3 separate regions of the Homo sapiens genome follow, and regions 1 and 2 are each linked to region 3. A link is a contact called in ENCODE Hi-C data. All regions are on one chromosome and are shown on one strand. The core of a region is the stretch at or near the end of the contact, and the rest is flanking DNA. Distances in the headings are between cores, read along the strand shown. Region 1 holds the start of ARPP19 (cAMP regulated phosphoprotein 19). Region 2 holds the start of POLR2M (RNA polymerase II subunit M). Region 3 holds the start of PIERCE2 (piercer of microtubule wall 2).

Region 1 (3,685 bases), core at 1,052-3,551, 2.8 Mb before region 3:
CCTGGCTGTTTTAGTCTTAGAGTGGTATACAAGTTAAGAGATAAGAGTTTATACTTATTTTTTATGTTTGTACATATTGTTTCCTAATACAAGACAGGAATCTATCTGGTTTTCTTCTCTTACCAAGGGTGCACACACCACTCAAGATAGAGAAAGTGACTTAGCTTTTACTCCATGCAAGGCCCAGCTATCTACCTTAATTCTTTAGCGGCAACAGGCAACCTACCAGTAAACTATAAAGGTATTTTTAGCTGAATACTTTGGCTTTAAGTGGAAGGTCAATTGGGTACACAGACAATAACTTAATTTTTTAGGTCATCGAACTGATCTTCCAAATAGAAGAAACAGGTGATTTGGCCCACAGGAACACAGAAGTGACTGTGCACATTTTCTTCATGGTTAGGGACACCATCCACGCCACAGGCACTTAGCATTTACAGCCAATCCTCAATTTAAGAAGGAACATTATATTCCTAACACACTTTGGTTGATTTTAATGACAGCAGCTAAAACCAAAGCACCTTAAATGTTTAATGTAGACAATCAATAAGAGAAAACGTTCAAGCTATCCTTAATATTGTTAAAAGATACATTAGGCTTTTCCAAGTAAAAGTATTTACACTCTAGAAGTCAATACTGCATACTTTGGCAACATACTAACAGAACTTATCAAAGAAAATTACATAGCACACTACTGTGCACCAGAAGTTAATGCTAAGTTTGATGTAAGTGTTTAAGGCAAACCACCACAGACAGGGACTTGTTATTTTTGGGGGCTCCTAAATTTCAAGCAATAATGAACACAATACGCATTTTACAATAAGCAGGTGATACTTAATAATACTGTTAAGATTGCAAACTTTAATATTTGTATTTTTGCCCCCAAAATCCATTTTTTTGGTAATGCGTAAATATATCTATTTTCACGGGATATTCTCAAATAATGTGGTAACTTGGACTTTTACCTATGCTATATGTTTTCTTGTTTTTCAATTACTTTAACATCCTAACAGAAGCACCCAACTTAAGAAAAGTTAACACGGTTTTAAGAACATATGGAATGGGCTTAGAACACTAATCCAATTCCCAACTTAATTAGGACATAAGTGCAACATTAAGCAGAAACCCGCACGAAGGTCAAGCAGTAGACCAAAATCGTATTTAACGGCAACACAACCTGATTTGTAAGAAAAATTGTTGATAAACAATTTAGGAGACAAGATACCTCGGCCCTTTCTCACTTCTCGGCCAGTCACACCTGCCTAGGAGGGCAGGGCGGTGGAAATAATTACAGTGGGAGAGACAAACACCAGCCTAGATAAATACAAAGGCTTGATATTCATAATTTGAACCACAGTGACACTCCCGGCCTATTCCCCTACATCAGGAAGACACAAGGGCGTTTACAAAATATTCCTGTTTCCAATAAAACCCTGATTAATTTCGTGAGTAAAATTTTAAAATTCCACCCTTTCGATTTTTAGTCAAGTACCATATTTGAGTCCCATCGACTGAAACCTTTTTGAGCACAGACTGCGCTGCACACTACACCTGACTCACCTCCTCTAGGCCTCACCCCGCCGTGGGAGGCAAGCACCAGTATTCGGCCTTTACAGGTGAAGACACTGAAGGCCGGACTTTACTCACTGACCATGGTTACAAGGGTTGGCCCTGAAATGCCAATCCTGGCCCACATCGCGGCCCGCACACGAGGCACTGCTTTTGGAGTGAACCGCACGCTCACAATACAAGTAGTTGGAGAGTTCTTCAAAGGAAAAAATAAAACTTCCTAACCAAATTGAGGCTTACAGAAAAACTTAGGCTCTACGCCCAAAGCCTGCGTCCTGGGCTCTCGCGTAAATATAAGTGACTGAGGAACACCGCGACCCACGGAGGTGTTACAAAAGGCACGATTCGGAGTAAACGCGGGGCACGTTGGAACTCCCAATTCGTCGGCGCACCAGCCAGCGACGGCGGGAAGCCAAAGGTGGGGCGCAGGAGCCTCGGCCTCATGCGCCTCGGCCCCGCATCTCGGGCGCGGCCCTCCGCCTGGCGGGAGCAGGCCGCCCGCCAGACCCGGCCTTGGGCAGGGCCCAGGGCTCACGCCCCGCGCGCTCACCTTCTGCTCCTCCGCGGAGGCTGCCTCGGGGACTTCCGCAGACATAGTGCTCCCTCTGCAGACGAGACGCCGGGAAAAGATGCAATTAGCGGGTGGCCGAGGCCACCCGGCCGCCGCCCGTCCCAGCTCTCCCAGGGCCCGCCGGGCCGCCTCCGCCCGCGAAAATGGCCGCCGCCTTATGACGACACGGAGCCGCGAAACGCTCCGCTGGCCAAGGCCCTCGCACGCCGGAGCCCGCCTGCCCCTCCCGCACCGCACCCCTACCTACTTGACCCCGCTTCTCCCGCTCGCTGTCGTCCAAACACTTCCTTTTTTCCTTCAAAGGTCGCCGCTCCTGCCTCACCTCACATCCGTTTGTGGCTGCCGAGTGCTTCCTGGGAATTGTAGTTTCTAAGTGGAACCGCCCCTCCCCGCCCTTTCCTGTCCACTCTGGTCCCCTCGTTCTAGGAGCTTTATTTTACTCTTTCCACTTACCCATCCTCGCCTAGTTCTGTTCTCCTCGCTCTCCGCTCTGTAGCCACACAGGCTGTCTTTTGGGCACGCCAAAAGTCTTGCTCCACTCTGCCACGCCTTCACATCTCCAGTCCTACGTCTCTGCCTCAGAACCTTTCCTTCCTAAACCTCTACACTAGGCCAGAGCCACCTCTTAAAGGCTGTCACAGCCCTGTACAGTTCCTCAACAACATGAACTGTATCATTACACAATTGTCGTGACTTTAGGTCACCTTTCCTTCTCAGATAAGCCGCACCAGGGCAGGGATCTCGTCTGTAATTACTTATATTTTACTCTGAGGGTCCAGCACTTCCTAGATATCTAACGAAGGAATTCAGATTCATTTGTCCACTCCCAGGGGGTCCACTCCCACAAGCTTACCGAAACTGCTAGCATTGAGCTCCCCCAATGACCTTTTTATTTGCCAAGTCCTGCGGCTTCTTACTGAATCCTCATTCTACTTGATATCTGAATAGTTACTCGCAATGTTTGTTGGTTCCAACAAAGTGTCCCTCAGAAACTTGGAAATAAGATTGCCCTCTAAAAGTTAAACTAGTAAAAAGCCACAGAAAATGAATGCATTTCTGGGGGCAGGGGAACAATTGAAAGACCCTAAATGCCTGGATAAGGAATTTGGAAACCATCGAAACTCAACCAGGATGTAGAATCTCAGACAGGAAGAATTGCACTGGAATTGCAACTAGAAAAACAAAAAGAGTTAATATTGCACTCCTTTTGGAGAAACGAAGGAAGGCATTTGTCAGCCAAGGAAGTATTGAAAATAAAAGGGTTCAACAGGCCAACTGTTTGACAAAGATATCCCTTAAGAATGTCTCACGCTGGGCTAGCTGAGAAACTGTAAGATCCACGACATATTTGTTCTCCTTCTATACTCACAAAGTAACATACTGAAAATTTGCCTTTCCCTTAAGCAGAACTGCAGAGAGAAAGAAGAGTGCAGTAGTTAGGCCACTGAAGCATTTAACAGTTGTATTTTTATTAATAAATTGACTGACGTTCTAGTATATGTCCTATATCAATGTATTTGTGAACTTGAGTTAAAATCTGATAGA
Region 2 (3,281 bases), core at 418-2,917, 2.3 Mb after region 3:
CCTTTGTGGATTAAGCCAATGTTTATCTTAAATGTATTTGATTGATGTCTCATGTCTCCCTAAAATGTATAAAACCAAGCTGTGCACCAACCACCTTAGGCACGTGTTCTCAGGATCTCCTGAGGGCTGTGTCACGGGCCATGGTCACTCATATTTGGCACAGAATACATCTCTTCAACATTTTACGGAGTCTTTTTTTTTTTTTTTTGTCAGTACCACAGACAACCACCTGACTCGAGGACCTTACCTATTTCTCATTCAGCCAATGCTGCAGCACGTTATTAACGTCCTTGAAAGCAAGTCTTATACAGAGAAAACTTATTTTGATATATTAATGAATCTGATCAGAATGGACCAGATTGGGGGGATAGATAAATGGTTGCAATTGTGCTCCCTGGAATAGCTTTGGAGTTTACCTAGATCTTCTGTCTCTTTAGGACAGAGCTGCTTGTGTTTATATAGCATCTTACACAGGATTGAGACAACTTCAATTTCCTATATCAAAAAATCGGGGGAGGGCGGTGGGTTATGGGGGTGTTCAAACCTCCCAAGTGACATCTGCTGTGACTGCATGTCTTCCTACTCTTTCCACTGGGATGCACCTCTGGTAGCTGAACTATAACGAGAAGGTAAAAGCTGTGTCCAATACCTATTAAGCTGCCTTCTTCTCAACAGCTGGGGAGGTGGCGGGGGTGGGGGGGGGCGGAGGGAAGTCTTTTCAACAGTTTTACACATTTGGAAATAGGCCTAAAGTGAAGAAGGGGATTTTCAAATTGGTGTGTTGGAAAAGGGGCTGGGCTTTTGAGTTTGAAATCTGGTGCTGTCACTTACTGGTTTTGTGCCCTGGGAATATTTATTTCAGTTTTCATGCCTCTGTTTTTCTATAGGCAAAGTAGAAAATTCGAAAAGGTCCTCAACGAGTTTGTACAGCTGCTCCCACTCCCTCATCACCTCTTGTGGGCCTTTGGAAATGTATGTTGGAGGAGACATTTTGGATTGTTGCAATGACTTGGGAGTGCCATAGCACCTAGCAGGCAGAAGCCAGAAACACCAAATGTCTTAACAATGCTTGAGGCGGTGCTACAAATGAAGTCCTTCTCCAAATGCATTGAGCCCCAAGAAAAATCGCTGATTCTGAGGAACCTTCCAACTTTAACAATTTCAGGACGTCCCTAAGCTGAGCTAGGAGGCACCACGCACAGGCCGGAGGCACCACGCACAGGCCAGAGTCTCCCAAATCCTGTCCCGCACTCTCTCCCACCTTATTAATGGCCAGCTCATCTTTCAAGTTTCGACTTGAACCACTTCTCAGAGATATCTTCCCAGGTGCCCATCCCAACGTTACTATTATATCATAATTTGATTCTCCCTCCCCCCATCCCCCCGCCAACTCTGTAAACCCCAAGTATAACACAGGACGTTGCTATTTGTTGACTGACACATAGTGCTTGGTGAGGTCACGCTGGCGCTGAATACTTTTTGTATAAACCGACGAACAGCTGATGACCGCATGAATGCTCACACAAGGGGAAAGGGCGCCAAGCCAAGGAGCCGGCGTCATCCGACGTAACTTCCGCCCTTTAACGCTCCTGCGGACGCCCCCTTCTCCCAGTCCGTGTTTGTTTCCGGAATTTCAATAAAGCTCGATTCGGCTCGAAGAAGACCCCGTTCTTCCGGGAAAATGGCGACTCCCGCTCGTGCCCCGGAGTCACCGCCGTCCGCGGATCCGGCGCTAGTAGCGGGGCCTGCCGAGGAAGCCGAGTGCCCGCCGCCGCGCCAGCCTCAGCCCGCGCAGAATGTGCTCGCTGCCCCGCGGCTTCGAGCCCCAAGCTCCCGAGGACTTGGCGCAGCGGAGTTTGGTGGAGCTGCGGGAAATGTTGAAGCGCCAGGAGAGACTTTTGCGCAACGAGTAAGCTGGGGTCCCGCGGAGTCTCCGCCAGGCTCCTTCAGCTCGAGCTCCCTGGGCGCTCCCCTCCCCTCCCGCACTCTGTTCCCTTCCCTGGAAGGTGACTTTGACTCAGTCACATTCGCTTCAGTCCTACGGGCGAGTGGACGGAGGGCTTGCTGCGGCAGAGCCGTGCCTCTTCCTGGCCAGGCACGTATGCCTGCGAGGATAGCTCGGATTGAACGGCTACCTGGCGTTGCAGGGAGTTAGTAGCCCCTGGTCGGTTTTATTTACCCGGGGACTGTGGTGGTTCCATGAGTCTGCTTTCTAAACCCTTTTGTCGCCCGCACCCCTAACCCATAACAGATTGTCAGCTTCATCTCTGGATTCTAAGCTTACAGGAACCGTAGGAAATGGGAAGAGTGGGATATGAAGAGGGGTTTATTAGGCCGGGAAAGTTCGACCCTCATTCAGCTGGCTGGTTGAACGGATTTTAGCAAGGGAGCCACGTAATAAAAGTGATTTTGTTTTTTAGGCAGCTTTGTTCAGCAGCTTGTTGCAAAAGATGGTTTGAAGGAATAAAAAGCAGAAGACAGTAGAAGGATATTTTCAGAGAGACTTCCCACGAGACACTTGTAAGAAAGTGAGCTAGGAAGGGATTGGGAGAACTTTTAAGCATGGACTAATTTAAATGCAGTTGACAGAGATGGCTGAAGTTTCCAATCTATATGGAAGACCACTAGCAAAAATAGGAAAATTCAGGGAGAGGAATAGATCCAAGGTTGATTTTACTTAGGGTGTGCAGAGTTGAGAGGAGAGCAGGACAGACATTTGGTTAATCGAAAACCAAACACTTAAAAGCTGGAGAAGTAGTCATGAGGCTCAAGAAAGAGAGAACCCTGGAAAAATACAGAAAACAGGAATTTCAGCTGTAGAGTGTTGTTAATAGTTGAAATTGTGGGGATGAATGTAGTGTCAAAAAGAACAGAGGACTTAAGGTGTAATTTTTTCTTTCCATTTATTGTATAGTTAAAGAAAAGGGAATCAGAAAAGGAACTCTGTCATCCAGCAAAAGGGACAAATAAATAATTGGTTGGGATCAAGACATGTGTTTTGACCTTGTGAGAATAGGTTTTGAATGTATAGCAGTGAATTAACTTTTTGGTCTCAGGACTCCGTTATACTTTAAGAATTATTGACATCCCAAAGAGCTATTTTATGTGTTGTATCTAGCGAAATGTATTTACTTATCAGAAATACGTCTGAAGTCTTTAAAACATAAGCATACACAAGCACACATTCTATTCTAGAACAATGATGTCATCACATGCCATGTAGCCTCTGGAAAACTCCACTGTACCCATGCGAGAAAATGAGAGGGAAATAATATCTTAGT
Region 3 (3,241 bases), core at 1-2,500:
TGAATTAAAATAATACCCTCACCATCTCCATCTTCTGCTATATGACCTGAACTCAGAAAATAAAAGTAAACCATTCACACTGGATGTGTGTGATAAATATCCCCTGAGACGTGTGGGACCCAATATGATTCTAATCTTAAAAGATACGATGCAGTAATAGCGATATTTCAAGCACTATCCTGTAGATTGGAGGAGACAAATCTAAAATTCATAGTACTATATAGTTAGCTATTCTAACTACAAGAATGCCCAACTGTGTTTTTCAATAAAAGTAGAGCAGAACAGTGCAAACTTCACCACTCAATAAAATACCTTACTTGGCGCTCCCAATAGTGCTAAACATAAACAACGCGTACAAGGCACTGCATGGGACAGCTGCTAATGAGGACAAATCGATTAGGGAGACCAAAGCTAAAGGAGGCCACTGGAACTGGAGAAGGATATGGAGAGGTATTTGATCATCATCAGGCTGGCGTGCTAGCGGAAGTCTCCGGGCATTATTTAATATTTAATCTTTCTATTCCTGACATCACGGGGGCTCAAATGTCATCAAAAGACAGGCTGGCATTAAACCCGGCAGGGTGACGCACATAACATCTTACCATATGGATTTTCATCAGTCCAGACCGACAAGCACCTCAAAGCCTGCCCAGTGAAGGAAGAAGGGTGGCCCAGGCCGTCAGCTCTCCCACCCTTGGCGCGCAGTTCGGTATAGCACTCGGGGTTTGGAGGCTGCAAGACCACCGGACCGGACGCCCCAGGGTCGGCTCGGGCCTCCGGAGCTGTGCACTCGCGCACGGCCCGAGGAGGTCGCCCGTGCGGCCGCTGACACCAGGCGTCAAGTCCCCGCCCGAGCAGCCCCAGCCTAGGAGGCGGACCCCGCCACTGCTCCTCTACTGAGCCGAGCGTGTCGGCCAGGGACTCAGACAGTCGGCACAAACCCCCTCCCGGGGTCTAAGCCCGCCTAGTACAGTACCTGAAGGGGCAGCGCCACCTCCGCCCGATTGTGCTGGCTGCCCCAGTGGCGGCGGTCACAGCTCGGGCGCCAATGACGCCTCTTATAAAAACAACCTGCTCGCAGGCGTCTGCAGCCGGCAGGCGGTGACCGGCTGGGCGCCGCAGTGCATGCCGTGACGCGTAGTCCCGCCTGCGCCTCCTGCCCGGCAGCGGTGAAGAGAAGAACTACCACTCCCGAAGTGGAGCGCAGGCCGCCGCCGGGCGGCTGCGGGAAGCTGGGCCAGGCGGCCGCAGATCCCCACAACATCCGGGAGCCGGCGACCACTTCCAGTTGCTATGGTTACGAGTTGCAACCTCCAGAAAGAATTCGTGGTTTCACCCGGGAAAACAGCTCCCCGGATTAAACGGATAGGTTTACACATACTGATCCACCCAGCTATTCATCTTCTGTTTGCTGCTTTAATTGGGTGCGGTTAAAAGGCCACGTCCCTAGGCGTTCACCGGCTTTCTTGCCATCTGCTGCATGAAAACTGACTTTGCCGAAAAAATTAACAAAGAAGAGCGAAAATGACAGACCGCAACCGGGTGAGTTTAGGCAGAGGGCTAGATGTTTGGGAATGTTGGTATTCGCTAGTATAATTTGAGGCACCACCTACTCCTACCACCCCCAACCCCACAACCCCGAAAAGCACTTTACAAGGCAACTACTGAGCTTTTACATTTACACTTGTAAATGCACGTTTCCTTAAGTCCGAATAGCCTCTGAAGGTGTAAAGACCATCGAGATTGTATGCATTCATACCCTACTGTTGCAAACTGTTCAGTGATGGTTTTGAACAAGAAAAACGTACTTTGTTAATTGTATACTTATTTAAATTGCACTGTGTCAAAGAAGGGAGTTGTTTTGAAAAAGGATTTGGTGGCCGGGCGCCGGGGCTCAACGCCTGTAATCCCAGCAATTTGGGAGGCCGAAGCGGGTGGATCACCTGAGGTCAGGAGTTCGAGACCAGCCTGACCTACATGGTGAAACTCCGTCTCTACTAAATACAAAAAATTAGCCAGGAGAGGTGGCGCGGGCCTGTAATCCCAGCTACTTGGGAGGCTGAGACAGCAGAATTGCTTGAACCTGGGAGGCAGAGGTTGCAGTGAGCCGAGATTGCGCCACTGAACTGCAGCCTGGGCAACAAGAGCAAAACTCCGTCTCAAAAAAAAAAAATCTTACATTTATATTCACTCTTTACAGAAGCAATAAAAAGTTTAGGTTTCATTCTCTGTCCCCTAATTGTGGTAAAAGTAAATAAATAAATGGAAAAATTAATAATAAACGTAAACATTAGCAAGGAAGACGGTGGACCTGAGCAGAGACAAAAGAGTGCCTCAAAATTAGACCTTTTTTATTTTTTATTTTTGCTTTTCTATTAACTATATTCAACATCAACAGTGACATCAAAAAATCTTAATTTTATAATTACAGCTTCTGCGATGGGCATTATTAATCAATGGCTTGTTTTCATTTATCTTTTTAAATGTATATGTATCTATACCAAAGGACTTCGAAAGGTCAAAGTGGTCTGGCTTTCTCTAACTGAAAATTAAATTACTAAGAAAGCTAATACCAGCTACTGGTAGATTTTTATACCTTTCAAGCCACTTTCACAGGCCAATTTTAAGATGTAATTTCTTCTGAAAAATCATTTACAATTTTAATTAACCTTTTTATCATTTAATAAAAGTTGATGACATGTGGCAGATAATTTGAACTCATCCTTTTATTATTCTTTGTATTGGCTATTTGTTTCGTTCTTAACTATAGTCAGTTTGAACTCCACATTTTAAGAATATCAGGTTTGAAGAAGGTGAAACCCATATTAGAAAACTGCAGTGGTTGTCTATGATGTAAAGTATAAAGCAATGGACCTTTTGTTTCTGAATCTATAAACATTTGTGAATTATCCTGGAAATCTAAAAAATTTTTAATTTAAGATTTAGCTTTTCCAGATTTTATGGTACTAATTATGCCAACAAAGTTTATCAGCTAATTTGTCTTCTGTTTTTACTAGATTTCGTTTTCTGCATTATGTTTTGAGCCAAAGCTGAACGAAATTCTAGAACCAGTAGTAAAGAGGGTCATTTGATAACAAGAAGAGTTCTCAGCTGGGCGCGGTGGCTCATGCCTATAATTCCAGCATTTAAGGCCCAGTACTCTGGGAGGCCGAGGCAGGCGAATCGCCTGAGTTCAAGAGTTCGAGACCAGCCTGACCAACATGGAGAAACACTATCTCTA

What was found. Hi-C counts contacts between places; a loop is a spot of excess contacts on that map. Pooled maps may share reads with other maps.
Region 1: a map of natural killer cell shows a loop between it and region 3 (17-fold over the local background). The contact joins the promoter of ARPP19 here to the promoter of PIERCE2 in region 3. A Hi-C loop is called at or near these places in 1 of 168 maps with a recorded cell type or tissue (natural killer cell), 2 of 37 single-sample maps with no recorded cell type and 7 of 50 pooled maps.
Region 2: a map of CD8-positive, alpha-beta T cell shows a loop between it and region 3 (11-fold over the local background). The contact joins the promoter of POLR2M here to the promoter of PIERCE2 in region 3. A Hi-C loop is called at or near these places in 2 of 168 maps with a recorded cell type or tissue (CD8-positive, alpha-beta T cell and naive thymus-derived CD4-positive, alpha-beta T cell) and 9 of 50 pooled maps.

What each region holds. Positions count from the first base shown.
Region 1 is chr15:52,566,729-52,570,413 of GRCh38, forward strand. It overlaps ARPP19 (cAMP regulated phosphoprotein 19), which reads right to left and starts at 2,302. Exons shown (of 3, transcript NM_006628.6): 1 at 2,120-2,302. The coding sequence starts at 2,164. RefSeq lists enhancers at 1,153-1,901, 1,902-2,648, 2,702-2,831 and silencers at 2,002-2,101, 2,172-2,231.
Region 2 is chr15:57,705,047-57,708,327 of GRCh38, forward strand. POLR2M (RNA polymerase II subunit M) reads left to right here and starts at 1,668. Exons shown (of 4, transcript NM_015532.5): 1 at 1,668-1,909. The coding sequence starts at 1,797. It overlaps GCOM1 (GCOM1, MYZAP-POLR2M combined locus), which reads left to right. Exons shown (of 17, transcript NR_104371.3): 14 at 888-1,326. RefSeq lists an enhancer at 1,563-1,782 and a silencer at 2,103-2,152.
Region 3 is chr15:55,407,245-55,410,485 of GRCh38, forward strand. PIERCE2 (piercer of microtubule wall 2) reads left to right here and starts at 1,251. Exons shown (of 2, transcript NM_001198784.2): 1 at 1,251-1,542. The coding sequence starts at 1,525. CCPG1 (cell cycle progression 1) reads right to left here and starts at 1,115. Exons shown (of 9, transcript NM_001204450.2): 1 at 977-1,115. All of the region lies in intron 8 of DNAAF4-CCPG1 (DNAAF4-CCPG1 readthrough (NMD candidate)), which reads right to left. RefSeq lists enhancers at 335-614, 975-1,244, 1,295-1,494.